Regions from separate parts of the Homo sapiens genome. Here region 1 is linked to region 2. Evidence: read pairs that join two places in POLR2A ChIA-PET (ENCODE). Cell type or tissue: K562. All regions are shown on one strand. Links, peaks and the distances in the headings refer to the core of each region. The heading gives the core; the rest is flanking DNA. Region 1 holds the start of LOC124904664 (a long non-coding RNA gene). Region 2 has its middle 87 kb from the start of MIR1270.

Evidence for each region. ChIA-PET counts read pairs that join two places held together with the same protein. Peaks named below come from ENCODE experiments on the same cell type or tissue, not always from the same donor. Only the 100,000 strongest peaks of a DNase experiment are listed, where the experiment ranks them.
Region 1: POLR2A ChIA-PET joins it to region 2 with 9 read pairs; 2 of 35 experiments call an interaction of 5 or more read pairs at or near these places.

What each region holds. Positions count from the first base shown.
Region 1 is chr19:19,867,549-19,875,333 of GRCh38, reverse strand. The region is part of intron 1 of ZNF253 (zinc finger protein 253); the gene reads right to left. It overlaps LOC124904664 (a long non-coding RNA gene), which reads left to right and starts at 4,857. Exons shown (of 4, transcript XR_007067169.1): 1 at 4,857-7,785. It also overlaps the pseudogene BNIP3P10. In K562, for the core only: no CTCF peak of the experiment used is centred there; no DNase peak of the experiment used is centred there.
Region 2 is chr19:20,306,420-20,317,587 of GRCh38, reverse strand. No RefSeq gene overlaps it. Among named protein-coding and RNA genes, the nearest start is that of MIR1270, 87 kb to the left of the region's middle. RefSeq lists enhancers at 5,938-6,438, 6,439-6,939. In K562, for the core only: no CTCF peak of the experiment used is centred there; no DNase peak of the experiment used is centred there.

The DNA.
Region 1 (7,785 bases), core at 4,966-7,465, 440 kb after region 2:
CTTGAGGAGCAACTACTGGATCTGCAGGAATAGAAACCAAGTTGCTAAATAGAATGTCTCTGTTAGCACTGGATTCATAGAAAACTTAAAAACTAACACCCTCTAATACATACTTTGTTTTTCTGATTTATCTGCTTTTGAGTTTCAGTAAATTCTAAGCACCAGCTCTAGAAAGGCAGCAGGATTCACCAGCCAAAACTCTGATCTCTTCTGATCAGTTCTGTGAGGCAAGACTCCAGGATAGAGGCAGACCTAAATAAGGCCTCCAAAAAGGGTGAATCTTAACAGACCTAGGATAGGGTGAGAACCCTATGTAGAATTCTGTTCTCTATGCCACTAGGGTACTTCCAGTTTTGTTTTTTCTAAGCTTATCTAAAAGAAACTTAAATCTCAGAGTTTCTGTAATTTGTTTGTTTGTTTGTTTGAGATGGAGTCTCTCTGTCGCCCAGGCTGGAGTGCAGTGGCGCGATCTCGGCTAACTGCAAACTCCGCCTCCCGGGTTCACGCCATTCTCCTGCCTCAGCCTCCCAAGTAGCTGGGACTACAGGCGCCCACCACCACGCCCGGCTAATTTTTTTGTATTTTTAGTAGAGACGGGGTTTCACCGTGTTAGCCAGGATGGTCTCGATCTCCTGACCTCGTGATCCACCTGCCTCGGCCTCCCAAAGTGCTGGGATTACAGGCGTGAGCCACTGCGCCCGGCCTGTTTCTGTAATTTTTATATTTTCTAGCCACCGCCCTGTCAACTTTATACTATACACTACTATGCAATTTAAACAAATCCCCAAAGGTTTTCTAGGGTAATTTTTATTTTCTTTTTGGAGCTCTGTCGCCCAGGCTGGAGCGCACTGGCATGATCTTGGCTCACTGCAACCTCCGCCTCCTAGGTTCAAGCTGTTCTTTTGACTCATCCTCCCGAGTAGCTGAAACTACAAGCGTGTGCCGCCATGCCTAGCTAATTTTTGTATTTTTAGTAAAGACAGCGTTTCACCATAATGGCCAGTCTGGTTTGGAACGCCTGACCTTGTGATCTGCCCGCTTCGGCCTCCCAAAGTGCTAAAATTACAGGTGTGAGGCACTGCACCAGGCCTTCCTAGGCTAATTTTATTAGAAAATAAATATGTGGCTGGGCGCGGTGGCTCCTGCCTGTAATCCCAGCACTTTGGGAGGCCGAGGCGGGCAGACCACCTGAGGTCAGGAGTTAAAGACCAGCCTGACCATCATGGTGAAACCCTATCTCTACTAAAAATACAAAAAATTAGCTGGGCATGGTGGTGGGCACCTGTAATCCCGGACACTCTGGAGGCTGAGACAGGAGTATCACTTGAACCCGGGAGGCCGAGGTTTCAGTTAGCTGAGATCCCGCCATTGCACTCCATCCTGGGCGACAGAGACTCTATCTCAAAAAACCAAAAATTAATTATAATAACAATTCTTCTGTTCATGAATATCCCTACAGGTGTAGACATCACAAGTCACAACAATATAAAGAAAGTGGTCTAAATAAAGCCCAAGATTTTGGACACATCTATTTATTGCACCAACCATATGACACATAATTCAATTATTTATCCAGTAGCTAATCTAGACTAAAAGTTTCTGGATTGTAGGAACCATGACTGCTTCATTTTTTTTAATGGTTATATGAGATGTAAGGAAATACTTTATCTATTTGGGTCTCCAGATCTCATCCTTGTTTCATTCAAGCACCAGAAACTGGAGAAACTCTCATCTTGGTACCAACCAAAGAAACCTCTTGTATGAGAGGATGAACAAACACAGGATGACTCATTTCTCTTACACTGAGACAGAAGCAGAATTAACCACACTTTTCAGCCTGACACAATTCTGCTCTGGACATCCTCAAATACCTCAAATACACCTAGGAGACTGTGAGAGAATTCCCAGTGTCCCAGGGCTGATGGCCCAATGATAAGCCAGGCTGGAGAGACTCGGGCTGATTCTAAATAAAAAACAGAACTGCACTGGTGGAGCTCCAGAACCTGGATCACCTGTTCTGATTTGCTAGCTCTTTGGGTAAGAGAAAGAACAAAAATACTCTACTCCAGTATCCCATTTTACAGGTAAATATAGTTGTGGTCATGGCTCTGGATACTTTGTGGCCTTGATCTCTCACTCCTAAGATGCTTATTTACACTTACAGATTCTGCCATCAGATTCTATTTCTTCCTAGAGCCTCTGACATAACTGTAGCAGGTCAATGAACAAGATGTGAAAAATCTCACAGAGCCACATTCCCAAATGGGGGCTGTAGGATGTCTATGCTGACATCTCACAATACAGAAAATGCCTTTTGTTAGTTTTCTGTACGTTCACAATCCAAAGTCCGGCCCTTTTTTGTAAATCTGTGGTAGAGGCCAGAACTTATCTGCAGATTCTAGGTAGGATCCACCTGGCTCTGCATCCTTTGGTGTTACAGCAAGTGGAATACAATCAAAGAAAAGATCCCCTCATAGAGGCTGCTCTAGCACATTCTAAATGGTAAGTCTACATGAAAGAAAAAAAAGCTGACACAACATGAATATAAGTAGACAGTTTATTTGGGTCAAGCTTAAGGATTATAACCTGGGAGCAAAGATTCAAGTTGCCTGGAATCTACACTTTGATTAGCAGCAGTTATAAGAGGATTGGTAAAGACAACAAAACAGGGACACAGTGGGCTGATACAAAGTTGTCAGATATTTTTATTTATTAACAGAAATAAACTTGATTATATATATATATATATAATAATATATATATATATATATAGTTATGGTTTAGGGTATGGGATATAGTGTCCAATGTGGCACTATTAGCTTAATTTATAGCTACCTGTGACAATAGTGAACAGTTTCAAGAGATGAATACATAGTTCAAAGGGAGGAGAAATACATAACTGCACTTTATTTTCAACGTCTCTCTGAGTTTGATAATCAAAAGGACTTACATTTGTCAGATAAAAGTTTTTTATTTCCCAAATCTCAAAAACTTGGATTCAAAATGTGGAGCTGCAGATTTAGGACCTGAATGGCTGGAGTAGCAGCAGGTGTTACCTGCACATTTGTAAGGATTTTAGCAAAAAGACAAAGGGGAAAGTGGAGATTCTTGTCTACACATCTATTCAATGCACACGTTACTCTGATTCGGTCTGTGAGCTCCATGATGTCTGAATCAGTTTCAGGTCTGAAGATGCAAGAGTCATTCTAAGAGAGATAAAACGATTGATCACTGCCCAGTGAAGTTGGTAGAAATGTGATCTAGCCTCTCTAGAAGTGACTGTAGAGGACTATAGATGCCAAAAAGGCAGAGACACAATTCTGCCTGCATATTTAGGGGACAGCATGCACTTTGCTGCACAACTCTGAGCTGACTGGAAGCCAGAGAGGGAAAGTCCCCTCTAGAGTAAATTTTGGATGGCACTTTATGTGTTTGTATCATGTCTGGTAATTCTAGACAGTGTTTGGAAACAATAATTAAAAGAAAAATTTCCTCCAGCCCCAGAAAATCTTCACAATAAGACAAAAGAAAGAAAATGGTTTTATTACACAATTGAACTTGAATGTGATATGCATCATCGTCAATCTGCTTAAGAGGCTCCAAAGACAGAAAGATGGTCACCATAATTAGTCTACAATTAGAAGAATTTCCAGCACCATGTCATACATAGTTCATCCTAAATTCACCTGGAGATTGAAGAGGCCATCTGTGTATGTTAATTGCTTATATTCAATGACAAACTTTTCACATCTTCATAACAGGATGTAGTTTAGCAGCTTGAAGCCAGGTGTCTGCTGAAGGCAGGATTTCACTCTGCTACAAAAATGGCTGAGTAGCATTCTATCTTTTTGGCTATTTACATTTTAAAGCAGTGGCTCTGTACTCCCTGGCACTGGGCTACAGCACTCCTGCTTGCTTTCTCCTGAATGCTAGTGTCCTTCCTCTCTTGACCTCTACCATCTGCCACTGAGGCACAGTTCAGAGCACAGCTCACATTTTATATGAACCCCATTTGCCACAGCAGCACTCCAGTGTCACATCAGAGTGAGGCCTGAGCTGCAGGAGGAGAGCCTGCAGGCCTCATGGGTAGAATTGCACCTTCACAATCATGGGAATGTGAGCAGTGTTTCAGCCTCAGTTTCTACTTGTAATGGTGACAAGGAAAAAATACTGCTGAATTTCCAGCATGAGTCCAGATAGAGATAGCTCCAAAAGTTCTCACTGTGAGAGTCCACCTCATTTGGACACCATAGGATAGTAATAGGGCTTCTGAAACAGACATCCAAAGCATTGGAGAGAAAAACAGATCTCCATCTGAGCCAGATTATTTTGAGAGAAAAATGTAAAAAAGATCTTTTAAAAAAGCTCAGGTTAGATATCAGATTGATCAAATGAGCCAGAAAATGTTCCCCTAAAAGCAATTTCTCTCTAACCACCCAAAGTACACAGCTGCTCTCATCATGAGAAACATGAGCATTACGAAGAAAGAGGGCAGATTTTCAGAAGAATTTTATAAAGTTTCTTTTCCATCTCTGCTGCTCTCTCATCTCCTAGCCACTGAATGGGGGTTCTATATTGAAATACATCTGACAACTTCCAACAACACTTTAAGATGAAGAAATAGAATTTGACTGTGTTCATATAGTGGAATATGTTACAACTTGCAACACAGCTAACTGAATAGCTATTATGGTGTTTGGGTGGCCACATCACCTGTCTTTATTTTTCCTGTAATAGCAGCATTCCAACTTAGTGAAATAAAAGATAATAAAATTGTGTTTACTCATAATTATTCCTATTGAGTAAAGTAATAAACATGTCAGACTAATATCTACTCTAACAATTTGGTAGTAAATTTTCTTTGGACATTAGATATAAATATCTAACTATGAATAATTTTAATGAACAGGTCATAATATATGTAGCTTTTTTTTTTTTTTTTGAGACACAATCTCATTCTGTCACCCAGGCTGGAGTGAAATGGTGCAATCTCAGCTCACTGCAACTTCTGCCTCCCAGGAACAAGCGATTCTCCTGCCTCAGCCTGCCAAGTAGCTGGGATTACAGGCGCGTGCCACCACACCCAGCTAATTTTTTATTTTTAGTAGAGATGGGGTTACACCATGTCAGGCTGGTGTCGAACTCCTGACCTCAGGTAATTAACCTGCCTCAGCCTCTCAAAGTGTTGGAATTACAGGTGTGAGCCACTGCACTCGGCAATGTATGTAGTATTTTTAAAAACTGCAACTATACTTCAGTTAAAACACTTTATATTTCAAAAGTATAAATAACAATATTAAAATAACCATTTAAGTGAATCATTCAAAGTAAGTATTGTGGCTTTATGTTCATACTATTGTAGAAAATATTGTTTTTGGCTCACACCGGTAATACCAGCACTTTTGGAGGCTGAAGCAGGTGCATCACCTGAGGTCAGGAGTTCGAGACCAGTCTGACCAACATGGTGAAATCCTGTCTCTACTAAAAATACAAAAAAGTAGCCGGACATGGTGGTGCATGCCTGTATTCCCAGCCACTCGGGAGGCTGAGGCAGGAGAATTACTTGAAACCAGAAGGCAGTGATTGCAGTGAGCCAAGATTACACCACTGCACTCCAGCCTGGGCAACAGAGTAAGACTGTTTTTTAAAAAAAAAAAAAAAAAAAAAAAAAAAGGCCAGGCATGGTGGCTCATGCCTGTAATCCCATCACTTCGGGAGGCTGAGGCAGGCAGATCACCTGAGGTCAGGAGTTCAAGACCAGCCTGATCAACATGGAAAAACCGCATCTCTATTAAAAATACAAAATGAGCTGGGCCTGGTGGTGCATGCCTGTAATCCCAGCTACTGGGAGCTGAGACAGGAAAATTGCTTGAACCTGGGAGGCAGAGTTTGCCTGAGCCGAGATCAAACCATTGCACACCATCCTGGACAACAAGAGCAAAACACCTCGAAAAAAAAAATGTTTAATTTATATTAATGCAGTTTGCCTACAAACCCTACACATAACTATCCTAATTGTTCTGAAGTAATAAATAGAAAGCAAGATACAACTACAGACTCCACTGTTTATGCACTGTTCTTGCTTTTGCAGTATAAGTACTTCAGCCTGCAAATATTGGATAATTACCTTGGATAATCAGGTTTCTGTAAAAGAAACTTAATACCTTTTAGTCTTTAGCATTCTGCATTGCTAAATTTAATCCTATCTTTCTGCTAAGCTTCTGTGTGCTCTTAAAATGAGCTTTTATCTAAACAAATCTGTGTCTAATTTAAAGGACTAAAAATGAAAAAAATAAACTTTTCAGAAGCAAAAATAAAGCAATAATTCTGAAGTACTACATAAAGATAATCTGGACCCGAGAAAATGACAAAGGGTTTATTTAGCTGTTCATATGATTTACATGTATTTCAAAAAAAGCAGAGAAAAGCATCTACATATAACCTAAATTCCTTAAGAAAAGAGAGAATATCAAAATATTTTTTAAGCTTTTTATTTATTTATTATACTTTAAAGTTCTGGGGTACATGTGCATAACGTGCAGGTTTGTTACATAGGTATACACGTGCCATGAAGGTTTGCTGCACCCATCAAACCATTATTTACACTAGGTATTTCTCCTAATGCTGTCCCTCCCCTAGCCCCCCAATCCCCTTTTTTGGAACTTTTTAAAGAGTTTTTGAACTCTTGGACATCAGAATTTTACACACTGTATGCACTTGAAAAAATGCTTATGGGGGAAAAAGCAGAAGAGAGAAAGATATTATAAAAAAAAGTTCATGAGTGCACAAGACCAATGCAACAGAATAGAGAGCCCAGAAATAATGCCACCCTCCTACCATCATCAGATTTTTGGCAAAGCTGATAAGAGAAATGTGGAAAGAATTCTCCATTTAATAAATGGTGCTGGAATAACTAGCTAGCACTATGTAGAAGACTGAAAGTGGACCCCTTCATTACACAATATACAAAATCAACTCAAGATTAATTAAAGACTTAAATGAAAAACTTAAAATTGTAAGAAACCTTGCAAGATAACCTAGGAAGTACCATTCTAGACACAGAAACTGGCAAACACTTCATGATGAAGCTACCAAAAGCAATTGCAACAAAAGCAAAAATTGACAATGGGACCTATTTGAACTAAAGAGCTTCTTCACAGCAAAGGAAACTATTAACAGAGTAAACAGACAACCTACAGAATAAAAAAAATTTGCAAACTTTGCCTCTGACAAAAGTCTAATATCCAGAATTTATTAAGAACTTAAACAAGTTTACAAGAAAAAAAAAATCTCATTAAAAAATAGGCCAAAAAAACATGAATAGATGCTTTTCAAAAGAACATATACATGTGGCTAGCAAGCATATGAAAAAAAAAAAGCTCATCACTAATCATTAGAGAAATTAAGAGAAACCACAATGAGATACCACATCACACCAGTCAGAATGGCTATTTTTAAAAAGTCAAAAAATAACAGATGCTGGCAAGGTTGCAGAGAAAAGGGAATGCTTATACTCTACCTCATAATTGGGTATATACCCAAAGAAATATAAATTATTGTATTATAAAGATACATTCATATGTATGTTCATTGCAGCACTATTCACAATAGCAAAGACATGGACAGGCCCTATCAGTGGTAGACTGGATAAAGAAAACACGGTATGGTCAGATGCGGTGGCTCATGCCTGTAATCCCAGCACTCTGGGAGGCTGAGGCAGGTGGATTGCCTGAGCTTAGAAGTTTAAGACCAACCTGGGCAACATTGCAAAATCCTGTCTCCACA
Region 2 (11,168 bases), core at 5,032-7,531:
TGTATGCTTTATAAAAAACTACTCAGGCATTCTATTTCTTTTTCTTTATATAATTTTACTTATTCATATATATATATATACATTTTCAGACTGAGTTTCACTCTTGTTTCCCAGGCTGGAATGTAATGGTGCTATCTCAGCTCACTGCAACCTCTGCCTCTTGGTTTCAAGCAATTGTCCTGCTGCAGCCTCCTGAGTAGCTAGGATTACAGGTTCCCACCACGATGTCCAGCTAATTTTTTCTATTTTTAGTAGAGATGGGGTTTCACCATGATGGCCAGGCTGCTCTTGAACTCCTGACCTCAGGTGGTTGCCTGTCTCGGCCTCCCAAAGTGCTGGGATTACAGGTGTGCACCACTGCACCTGGCCTCATTTATCATGGAGATAGGGTCTCACTCTGTCAGCCAGGCTGATTTGCTCAGTTCACTGCTGCCTGAACCTCCCAAACTCAGATAGATGATCCTCTCATTCAGCCTCTCAAGTAGCTGGGTTACAAGTATGTGCCATCACACCCAGCTACCTTTTTTGTATTCTTTATTGAGAATTCTGGTCTTGAACTCCTGGGATCAAGTGATCAGCCTACCTTGGCCTTCCAAAATCCTAAGATTACATTTCATTTTATTAAGTAGTTTAATTAATTTATATTTAAAATGATTGCTTAGGGAAATGATGTTGTTATTACTAGTTATACTGATATTGTTTTGTGTGTTTCTAGTAGTTATATTTTTCTCTTTTCCTTATTTACTTTCTTAACTTTCATTTAATTTTGTACTGGCATGATTTGATTATTTTTTGTTTTCTTTTGCATACTTTCTATAAATATTATCTTTGTAATCATTTTGACAGCTGGAAATGACATACATCTTAAAGTTAAAACAATATTTTTAAATTTCATAACAACTTCAGTTGAATACATAAACCATGCCTCTATATTTTCCAGTTTGTTATTGATATTAAAATTATTTTATGTGGTGTATCTCTCAGATGTATGTGAATTTACATATTTTTTATATTCTATAAAAGAACTTTAAAGGTTTTACATATCATCATTTTGGGGTTTTTTTTTGTTTGCTTTTTGAGATTGAATCTTGCTCTATTGCTTATGTTGGAGTGTAGTTGTTCAATCTTGGCTCACTGTAACCTCTGCCTCCTGGGTTCAAGCAATTCTCCTGCCTCAGACTCCCAAGTAGCTGGAAATATAGATACCTGCCACCAAGCCTGGCTAATTTTTTTATTTTTTAGAAGAGATGGCTTTTCACCATGTTGGCCAGGCTGGTCTTGAACTCCTGACCTCAGGCGATCTACTCATCTCAGCCTCTCAAAGTGCTGGGCTTACAGGTGTGAGCCCCAGTGCCCAGCCAGAAGTTACTTTTTATCTTACTATTCATAGCAATGCATATCGATACAAAGATTGACACATCTAGATATAAATGTACATAGGAAGACAAACACTCACATAGAGAATTAAATAAATATTTCTATATAAATATTTATACAAAACAAATTTCCCAAAAAACATTTTTAATCTTTTAGCATGTACTAAAGATGCTGATGTAGAATTACTTCTTTTTTCTTTTGCTAAATAACATGTCAGAATGGAACATATTCATACAATGTTTTTTATGTAAATATCAACAAAGCTTTATCTTCAAGGGCAAGACCACAGAAGCTGAAAATAAAGCCATGTACAACACATCTGTCCATGTTAGTATTTCAGCGCCCTGCATTTCTCCTCAATGTGTGCATGTTCTGTACACATCCACCATTTGGGTCCTGCCTTGACAAAGCCAGTCATCATTTAGATAATTGGATGATTGTATCCACCTGGGCTGAGCTACTTCGCTGGTTGGAATCATCTGAGCTGTGCAAATTGACTGATTGCAATCACCCGACTTCTGCTAATTTGCTTATTTGATTTACCTCAGCTTCAGGGTAGCTTACCGAGATGTCATCTGACTTTATTCCTGAGGCTTTTTTTTTGAGAGTCATATGCAGAAATAAACATTACGTAGACATACACGTGTGACTCATTTCATGTGTATATGTTTATCTAGCCACCTATTTTATATCTACATGTACAGAAAGAAGCCTATAAAATAAACTTGGTCAGAGGTTTTTCCAATTCCTTTACCTACAGGTTAGGTAATCAGCTACTGAGCTCAGTGAAGATTTATTCAAACCAAGCCGCACACCATGCCACTTTTTTTAATACAAATTTAACAATGTCTTTAATAACCTGGAACCTGGGTGTTTTTAAACCTGGTCTCATTAATCCAGCCCAGTGAAATTTTGTTCATCTATCTAGAAATTACCAGAAATGCTTGACAACAGTGGGCTGAGCCTTCCTCACAAAGAAGATTTGACCTGGGAAATAAAAGCCACCTGTGGCACTTCAGCGACTATTCAATATCACCCATTTGAAATGTGGCCAAGTACCATGTACCATTATATTTGCTTCCATCACCATCTGTCTTCTAAAAAGAGACATAGACTTCTTTTTCATTACCATAAATACCCAACTTCTGCCACAAAGACCGAAAGACAATAGTGTGATTTTACATCACACACTTTTGGAAATAAATACAGTTCTTGTTCGATGGAAGTTCTAAAGAGAAAGAATAAGTATTCTCATATTTAGGTTAGACCTTTGGACTGGGGCTGGTTCATCTCTGACCCTATGTACAACAATAAAAGAAAAGTCAACCCTGACATGGCAGTAAATAACTCCAATGGTCTTAGTAAATTTTCATCTTCCAGAAGTGCAAAACAAAGCCCAATGCTCCCTTTGAATATATTAACTGCAGCAGGATGTATATTAGAGCATTCCTCTATTTCTGTACTATTCTAGATATAGTAGTCTATAGAGAAAATATTTTTATACAGGTATGGAAGGTTCTGTATTACTGTTTGTAGCAATAGCTATCAATACTTCCACATTCAACATCTTTATTTTGTATGAATATAAATACAAAAATTGTTACAGCTTCATATATATATTTATATACACTTAGGTATGTGTATGAATATATGTACACATATGGTAGCTACATAAACACTCACAAACTTATATGAATGTATCTATGTAAATATTAATGTATACATACAATATTTTCCCACTTTTTAAAATATAGAGCATATACTAAGGATGCAGATGCAGAATTAATTGCCTTCTCTTTTGCTCAATAGCATGTCAGAATGAAACATAGCCATACAGTGTTGTTTATATAAACGTAAAGCTTCAGCTTCAGGTTTCAGGCCTTGTAAATAAAGTGACAGTAAAGCTGTGTTATACATACTGTCCAGGTTAGCATATAGGGCCCTGCATTTCTTCTTGGTGTTCATGGGCTATTTACATTTACAATTTTGGGCATACCTTAATGAATCTGTAGCCACTAGATAATTAGGTGATTGGGATCACCTAGACTGAGCTAATTGGCTAATTGAATTCACCTGGGTTGATAAAGTAGCTGATTGAAATCACCTGGGCTGAGCTAATTCGCTGATTGAAATCACCTGAGCTGAGTTAATCGGTGGTTTAAAATCACCTGTGCTAAACTAATCGGGTTATAAGATTCACATCAGCTGAGCTAACTGGCTGATTGGTGTCCCCTAGAAAAAGCTAGTTGGCTGTTAGAAATCATCTGGGCTAGTGCTCTGATGCAGGCTTTCTCCCTCGTCATCCTCCCTCATCGTTCTGTGTGCATTTTTCTCTATGTCCTGATCTTTCTTCTTGCACCTAGAAGTGGTGTCTGGGTGCAAATGTAAGCAGTGGTGGATCCAGAAATAAGAGCTTTGTGTAATAAGGTTCTTAAAACAGTCCTTTCTTACACGTGCCCGGTGCCAGACCCTCGGTCTTGGCCTTGTTCAGGAGCTGGGATATCTGCGCTTGGTGAAAATGAAATGAATTCCTGACCTAGGAATTCAGTATTTCCTCCTCACTCCAGCTAAGCACTCACTTTTTTTTTTTTGGTATGGAATCTTGCTCTGTCACCCAGGCTGGAGTGCAGTGGTGCGATCTCGGCTCACTGCAACCTCCACCTCCCGGGTTCAAGCGATTCTTCTGCCTCAGCCTCCTAAGTAATTGGGATTACAGGCATGCGCCACCATGCCCAGCTAATTTTTTTTTTTTTTTTTTTTTTTTTTTTTTTTTTTTTGAGACAGAGTCTCACTCTGTCGCCCAGGCTAGAGTGCAATGGCGCAATCTCGGCTTACTGCAAGCTCCGCCTCCTGGGTTCACACCATTCTCCTGCCTCAGCCTCCCAAGTAGCCGGGACTACAGGCGCCCATGACCACACATAGCTAATTTTTTTTGTATTTTTATTAGAGACGGTGTTTCACCGTGTTAGCCAGGATGGTCTCGATCTCCTGACCGCGTGATCCGCTCACCTAGGCCTCCCAAAGTGCTGGGATTACGGGCAAGTTTTTATTAGAGACGGGGTTTCATCATGTTGGTCAGGCTGGTCTTGAACTCCTGACCTCAGGTGAGCCACCCGCCTCAGCTTCCCAAAATACTGGCATTACAGGCGTGAGCCACCGTGCCCAGCCTAAACTCTCAGTTCTAACGTAGGGATTCAGGAATTGGGCATATGGCTTTCAGACTCCTTTTGCAATGTCACAATCCAGACTTTTTTTTAATGAAGGACACCCCGCAGTGGCTCGCAGTGGGTCCCGGTGCTGGCAGGAGCGTGCTGGCGAGCCGGCTCTGTCTTTATGCATCCTTCAGGGGTCCTAGGGCTGACTCCACCGGACAGCCCGTCCTGGGCCGTGTTAAGCACCTTTTGCAGAAATCGTATTTTTTTTTTTATTAAAACATCAAATCTGTGTTCCTGTAAAAAAAAAAGAAAAAGAAAAGTAAAGAAAAGAAATCACCTGGGCTAATCAGCTGGGCTAAGCTAATTTGTTGATTGGATTCTCCTGGGGAGTGCTAATGAGCTGCTTGGAATCCCCTGAGGTAAGCTAATTGGCTGATTTAAATTTTCTGAGCTGAGATAATTGATGCAGAAAAGTTGAACACTTGGCTGGGCAGTGGCTCACGCCTGTAATCCCAGCACTTTGGGGAGGCTGAGGCAAGCAGATCACTTGATTTCAGGAGTTCGAGACCACTGTGGCCAACATAGTGAAACCCCATCTCTACTGAAAATACAAAAATTAACCAGGCATGGTGAGTGCCTGTAATCCCAGGTATTGAGGAGGCTGAGGCAAAAGAATCACTTGAACCCGGGAGGTGGAGGTTGCAGTGAGCAGAGATTCTGCCATTGCACTTCAGCCTGGGTAAGAGTGAAACTCTGTCTCAAAAAAAGAAAAAAACAAAAAAAAATATGCATGCATATGTATATATATATATATATGTATATATATGTGTGTGTTTATATATATACACACATATATATACATATATATATATATATACTCTCAGAGGATAACTTGAAGTATTTTAGAGATGTTCTCTAAGAATCTAAAATTATTTTTACTTTTAGTTTCTATAAATATGTTTCTTAAGCATTTTTAATTTCCAAAAAAAATTTTTTTTTTTGAGATGGAGTCTCGCTCTGTCACCCAGGCTGGAGTGCAGTGGCACAAGCTCACTGCAAGCTCCGCCTCCCAGGTTCACGCCATTCTCCTGCCTCAGCCTCCCGAGTACCTGGCACTACAGGCGCCCACCACCACTCCCGTCTAATTTTTTGTATTTTCAGTAGAGACGGGGTTTCACCGTGTTAGCCAGGATGGTCTCAATCTCCTGACCTCGAGATCCACCCGCCTTGGCCTCCCAAAGTGCTGGGATTACAGGCATGAGCCACCGCACCCAGCCCTCAAAAAACTTTTAAATATATGTTGTCAGTTTAATTTTTCTGCGGAATTTAAATAGAGTCAAATTATACATATCAAAAAATCTACTTTTTTGGTAATAGATCAGCTTAATTTTTAGAACAAAGGTGTTAAACTTCACAAAATTTTATGCTGACCAATTTGATCAGTAGCCTCTTTCATACGACTGGGAGAGATGACACCAAGATGTAGCATTCATGTTGGGTGAGAGACTAAATCACTACCAGTAGCTAGATAATTTCTGTTTTACTAACAAATGTTGGTTTTCCTTTCTATATTTTCTCGTTATGTTAATAATGAAATAATAACTTTATCCAGGAAATTTCAAAAAACTTATTTTTAATCAGCCATAATAGTAAGCAAAGACAGAGAAATGAAGGTTTATAACAGTCATAATTTATATTTTAAAAGTAAAATACTTCTAGAAATAAAGAAGGAAAGGGAGAAAGAAATATACAAACAAATGAAAGGCAGCCTGGTCAACATAAAGAAAGCCTGCCTCTATTAAAAATACAAAAATTAGCCTGGTGTGGTGGCACACACCTGTAATCTCAGCTACTCAGGAAGCTTAGGCATGAGAATCACTTGAACCTGGGAGGCAGAGTTTACAGTGAGCAGACATCATGCCACTACACTCCAGCTTGGGCGACAGAAAGAGACGCCGTCTCACACAAAACGAAACAAAAACAAAAGAGAAGGAAAGAAGTGGATTACTCGCAATAGCTAAGGTATTAATCTAAGTGTCCATCAAGAAGTGAATGAAGAGAGAAAATATGGTGTATGTAAACAATGAAATGCTATTCAGCCCCTAAAGTAAGACAATCTTGTTATTTGCAACATTCATGAACCTGAAAGATATTATGCTAAGTAAAGTAAGTCAACACAGAAAAAAAAAAACAAAAAAAAATCCTTTTTTTTTTTTTTTTGAGATGGAGTTTTGCTCTTGTCATCCAGGCTGGAGTGCAGTGGCACCATCTCCACGCACTGTAACCTCCACCTCCCAGGTTTAGGCGATTCTCCTGCCTCAGCCTTCTCAATACCCGCGATTACAGGCATGTGCCACCACGCCCAACAAATTTTTATATTTTTAGTAGAGATGGGATTTCCACCCACCTCAGCCTCCCAAAGTGCTGAGATTACAGGTGTGAGCCACCACATTTGGCCTGGTTTTCTATTTTTTTTTTCTAAATTTACCAGTAATATAAAATTATTTGCTAAGAAGACTTATCTTATTCAAATGTTTTATGGGATTTCATTGACATTTAACTGTCTGAATTATTTGGAATATTGAAATTTTCCATGAACTCTAATTGAGTACTATAGATAATGTTTTAGTAAAAGCTTTTCTGAGGCAGAGTAAGATTTATAACATTTTATTATCATATGGAAGAAGTGTATTAACCATGTTTTCGGTAATCACTCTGAACACAGCATTCTCAGTTCCCAGTATAAAAAGTGAAGTAGAGGTTCCTCTTCAAAGACTTTCCTCCCCGTCTAATTAGGAATAAATAGTAACTTCTCTTAGAAGCAAAGTTTATTCAAAGACCTGTGCTAACATTCTTAAATATCTGCTAGCCATAACAAAAAAATCAATGGACTTTATGTTCTTAGCTTCCATAATTTAGCCTAAATATTTGCCTTGGCATGCTTATACTGGTCCAAGCAAGCATTAGGTCACAGCCTGTTACTCTTCCTTATTTGAAGGTGTTTTTACCTGTCTCAGCATTCCACAAGTTACTTCCTCCTTTCTTTGTTCTCCTCTGCATTTGCCTCCTTTAAAAAGTTCTAAGTTGGCCGGGCACGGTGGCTCACGCCTGTAATCCCAGCACTTTGGGAGGCCGAGGCGGGCGGATCACGAGGTCAGGAGATCGAGACCATCCCGGCTAAAACGGTGAAACCCCGTCTCTACTAAAAATACAAAAAATTAGCCGGGCGTAGTTGCGGGCGCCTGTAGTCCCAGCTACTTGGGAGGCTGAGGCAGGAGAATGGCGTGAACCCGGGAGGCGGAGCTTGCAGTGAGCCGAGATCCCGCCACTGCACTCCAGCCTGGGCGACAGAGCGAGACTCCGTCTTAAAAAAAAAAAAAAAAAAAAAAAAAGTTCTAAGTTGCTAAACAATCGGGAAAAATACAGAATGTGAAGTCTCTTTTCAGCCAATAAAAACCAAACATAAAAGTAGGGTGGACACATCAGGTTATAAATGACCCTGTCTCTTTTGTTCAGTGTACTCTGGTAGCAAAACTGCTGGTGAGTGTGCCCTTTTTGCAAAAAGAATGGCCTTGCTAAGAAAATTAAATTTATTTTCAAGTACTATTTCTTTATGGCACCAGAGAACAAGCATTTCTAACAACAGTATGGACACTGAGTAACTCAGGGGGAATTGGTATCTCTGTGAAGAGGCAGAAGAAAATGCTGAGTCTGGGTGCACCACAGTGCACAGCAATGCTTTCCACATGCACCTATTAGGGTGTTAATTTAATTAGGCTGTTATTTGCATAGCTAGATACTTACTAAATTTAGTCATACTATTTTTTTAGCAGCTAATGACACCTGATACCCATTAATTTTATACATTTGCTTTTTTGAAAAATAAATATTTTGATAATTTTCTCTAAATTGAGACTACATTTACAATCTTCAATTTTTCAGCGTTGAAGCAAATCAGAGTAGAGCAATGAGTGTATATAATCTGCATTTTTCTGCCTATCAAAATTCTTCCGGCTGGGCATGGTGGCTCATGCCTGTAATCCCAGCACTCTGGGAGACCAAGGTGGGTGAATGACCTGAGGTCAGGAGTTCAAGACAAGCCTGGTTAACATGGTGAAACCTCATCTCTACCAAAAATACAAAAATTATCTGGGCATAAGGGCAGGTGCCTGTTATCCCAGCTACTTGGGAGGCTGAGGTGGAAGATTTGCTTGAATCAGGGAGGTGGAGGTTGCAGTGAGATGAGAATGCACCATTGCATTGCAGCCTGGGTGACAGAGAGAGAATCCCTCCTTCATTTACTTGGAAACCCTGGGAAGCCACCTACAAAATATTCCCTTTGAATACTTTAGCCAGGATTTTAGATTTCAAAAGGTCAAAAACAATCATTGAGCAAAGCCAAAATCTTTTTGTTTCTTGTTAGTCATCTGGCCATTTCCATAAATATGGCAATTATGCCAAGCCTTTGAAAAGATGTGGTTTTGGTTAATTTTGTCTCATTTCAAATGTTTTCTCTAATTGTTACTTTGGTCATGTGACTCTAAAAGAAACTATCTACATAACTAATCATGCATTCAAAAAATCTTCATATTAAGGTGTTTACAATTTAATCATGTAACAGTACAGTAGAATCTTCTGTAATTAGAAGTTAATTATAAGTTCATTGTTTTAAAAGTTTTTCAAATGTAAAAACAAACAATTAGGTATGCTTTTTGAAGTAAGTTCAATTCTAGGACATTACCCACTGGTCTTCATGGTATTTCTTCAATGAATAGTGTAAACCTGGGTCGCCAGAATGGTGCAGACATGCTGATTGAAATAGAATGAGTTCAGCCTTGTTGGTAGACTATTGGTATCCCAGAGGCTGATCATTCACTACAGCTTACTAAATACTGTTCCATAATGCCAGTGAGCACTTTTACCCAGGTTACCCTTTTCCTCCCATTAATGTGGACCTGTTGTGGTCTCCTGTTTCTCTTAAGCTATCCCAGGTGAGAGGTGTTTATTTCTTGCATGAATGAGAGTCCTTTTTTTCCCCTCTGCCATACGATCCTCTTATTCTCCTTACTGGAATCAACATACAGGAGGCAGGAATGATGACAATAAACAAACATGTTTCCCGCCATATGGCCACCATAAGCAGCTTACATGTTCCACGAAGAAGTCACTGACTTTCAGGCCAGCAGGGGTGTTTTTCTGTGATGTGTCTCTTTCTCTTAAAAGCACCTCTGATTAAGTTTAGCACAATAAGGATAATCTCCATTTTGATAAACACAAAGTTAACACATGAGTAACCTAATATCATGAATGATTTCCCACCACAGTCACACATGTTTTTAAACTCAAGAGGAGAGTATTACACAGCAGGTGTGCAACAGACTGAGAATCCAGGGTATTATCTTAGAATGTTGTCTATCCACCTAAATAAACTTTTAAAATAGTATTTTGCCGGTCACGGTGGTTCATGCCTGTAATACCAGCACTGTGGGAGGCTGATGTGGGCATATCAAGAGGTCAGGAGTTTGAGACCAGCCTGGCCAACATGATGAAACCCTGTCTCTACTGAAACTACAAAAATTAGTCAGGAATGATGGCACGGACTGTAATCCCAGCTACTGAAAAGGCTGAGGCATGAGAATTGCTTGAACCCAAGAGGTGGAGGTTGCAGTGAGCCGAGATCATGCCACTGCACTCCAGCCTGGGCGACTGAGCAAGACTTCATCTGGGAAAAAAAAAAGTCTTTCTGCTGCTTTTGTTATCTACATAAACAAAGCTATCATCTGGATTTAATAATTAACTACTTTCCAGTTTTATTCACTGTGAATATTAACTAACATCTTTCTTCTGGCTTATTTTTCCTGTATGCACCATTTTATACATTCACACACACACAGAACAATAAAAATATATCCAATTATTTAATTTTGTTGAATGTTTATAAAGGTAATTGTTAAAAATTATTTTTTTTTCTGTTTGAAGAGGGGTTTTATTGTTGTACTCAAGAGTGTTGTTTCTGGAGACAAAGTTGTCTGTGCTTTAATAGGCAGATTCCGGGGAGAATCTGAATCATAAGCCTTAACAGTTTACATTAATAAACTGAATACAAAGCAGAAAGTATAGATTTGCTTTCAGCATTTTCAAGGTGTTTAGTTAGTCACCTAATTAAAATAATTTCCTTTGTTGCAATAATTGCTCTTTGCTTCTGAAAATGTGTACAAACTCATACTCAGACAAAAACACTCACTTTATATTTTTCTTACACCTAAGGTTTATCTTCAGAGTAATATGAGTATATTTAACTCTATGTAAATTAAAACTAAAAGTCTATATGCTTGCAGGCAGAGAGACCACATGTTCAAAGAAAACTATATGACAAATATTTATTAATTATTTTTCAGGACTCAGAAATGTATGGACTTTATTTGTATTTCTTCTTTTTTTTTTTTTTTGAGATGGAGTCTCACTCTGTCACCCATGCTGGAGTGCAGTGGCGTGATCTCGGCTCACTGCAACCTCCATCTCCCGCGTTCAAACGATTCTCCTGCCTCAGCCTCCAGGCATGTGCCACCATGCCCGGCTAATTTTTTATTTTTAGTAGAGGTGGGGTTTTGCCATGTTGGCCAGCCTGGTCTTGAA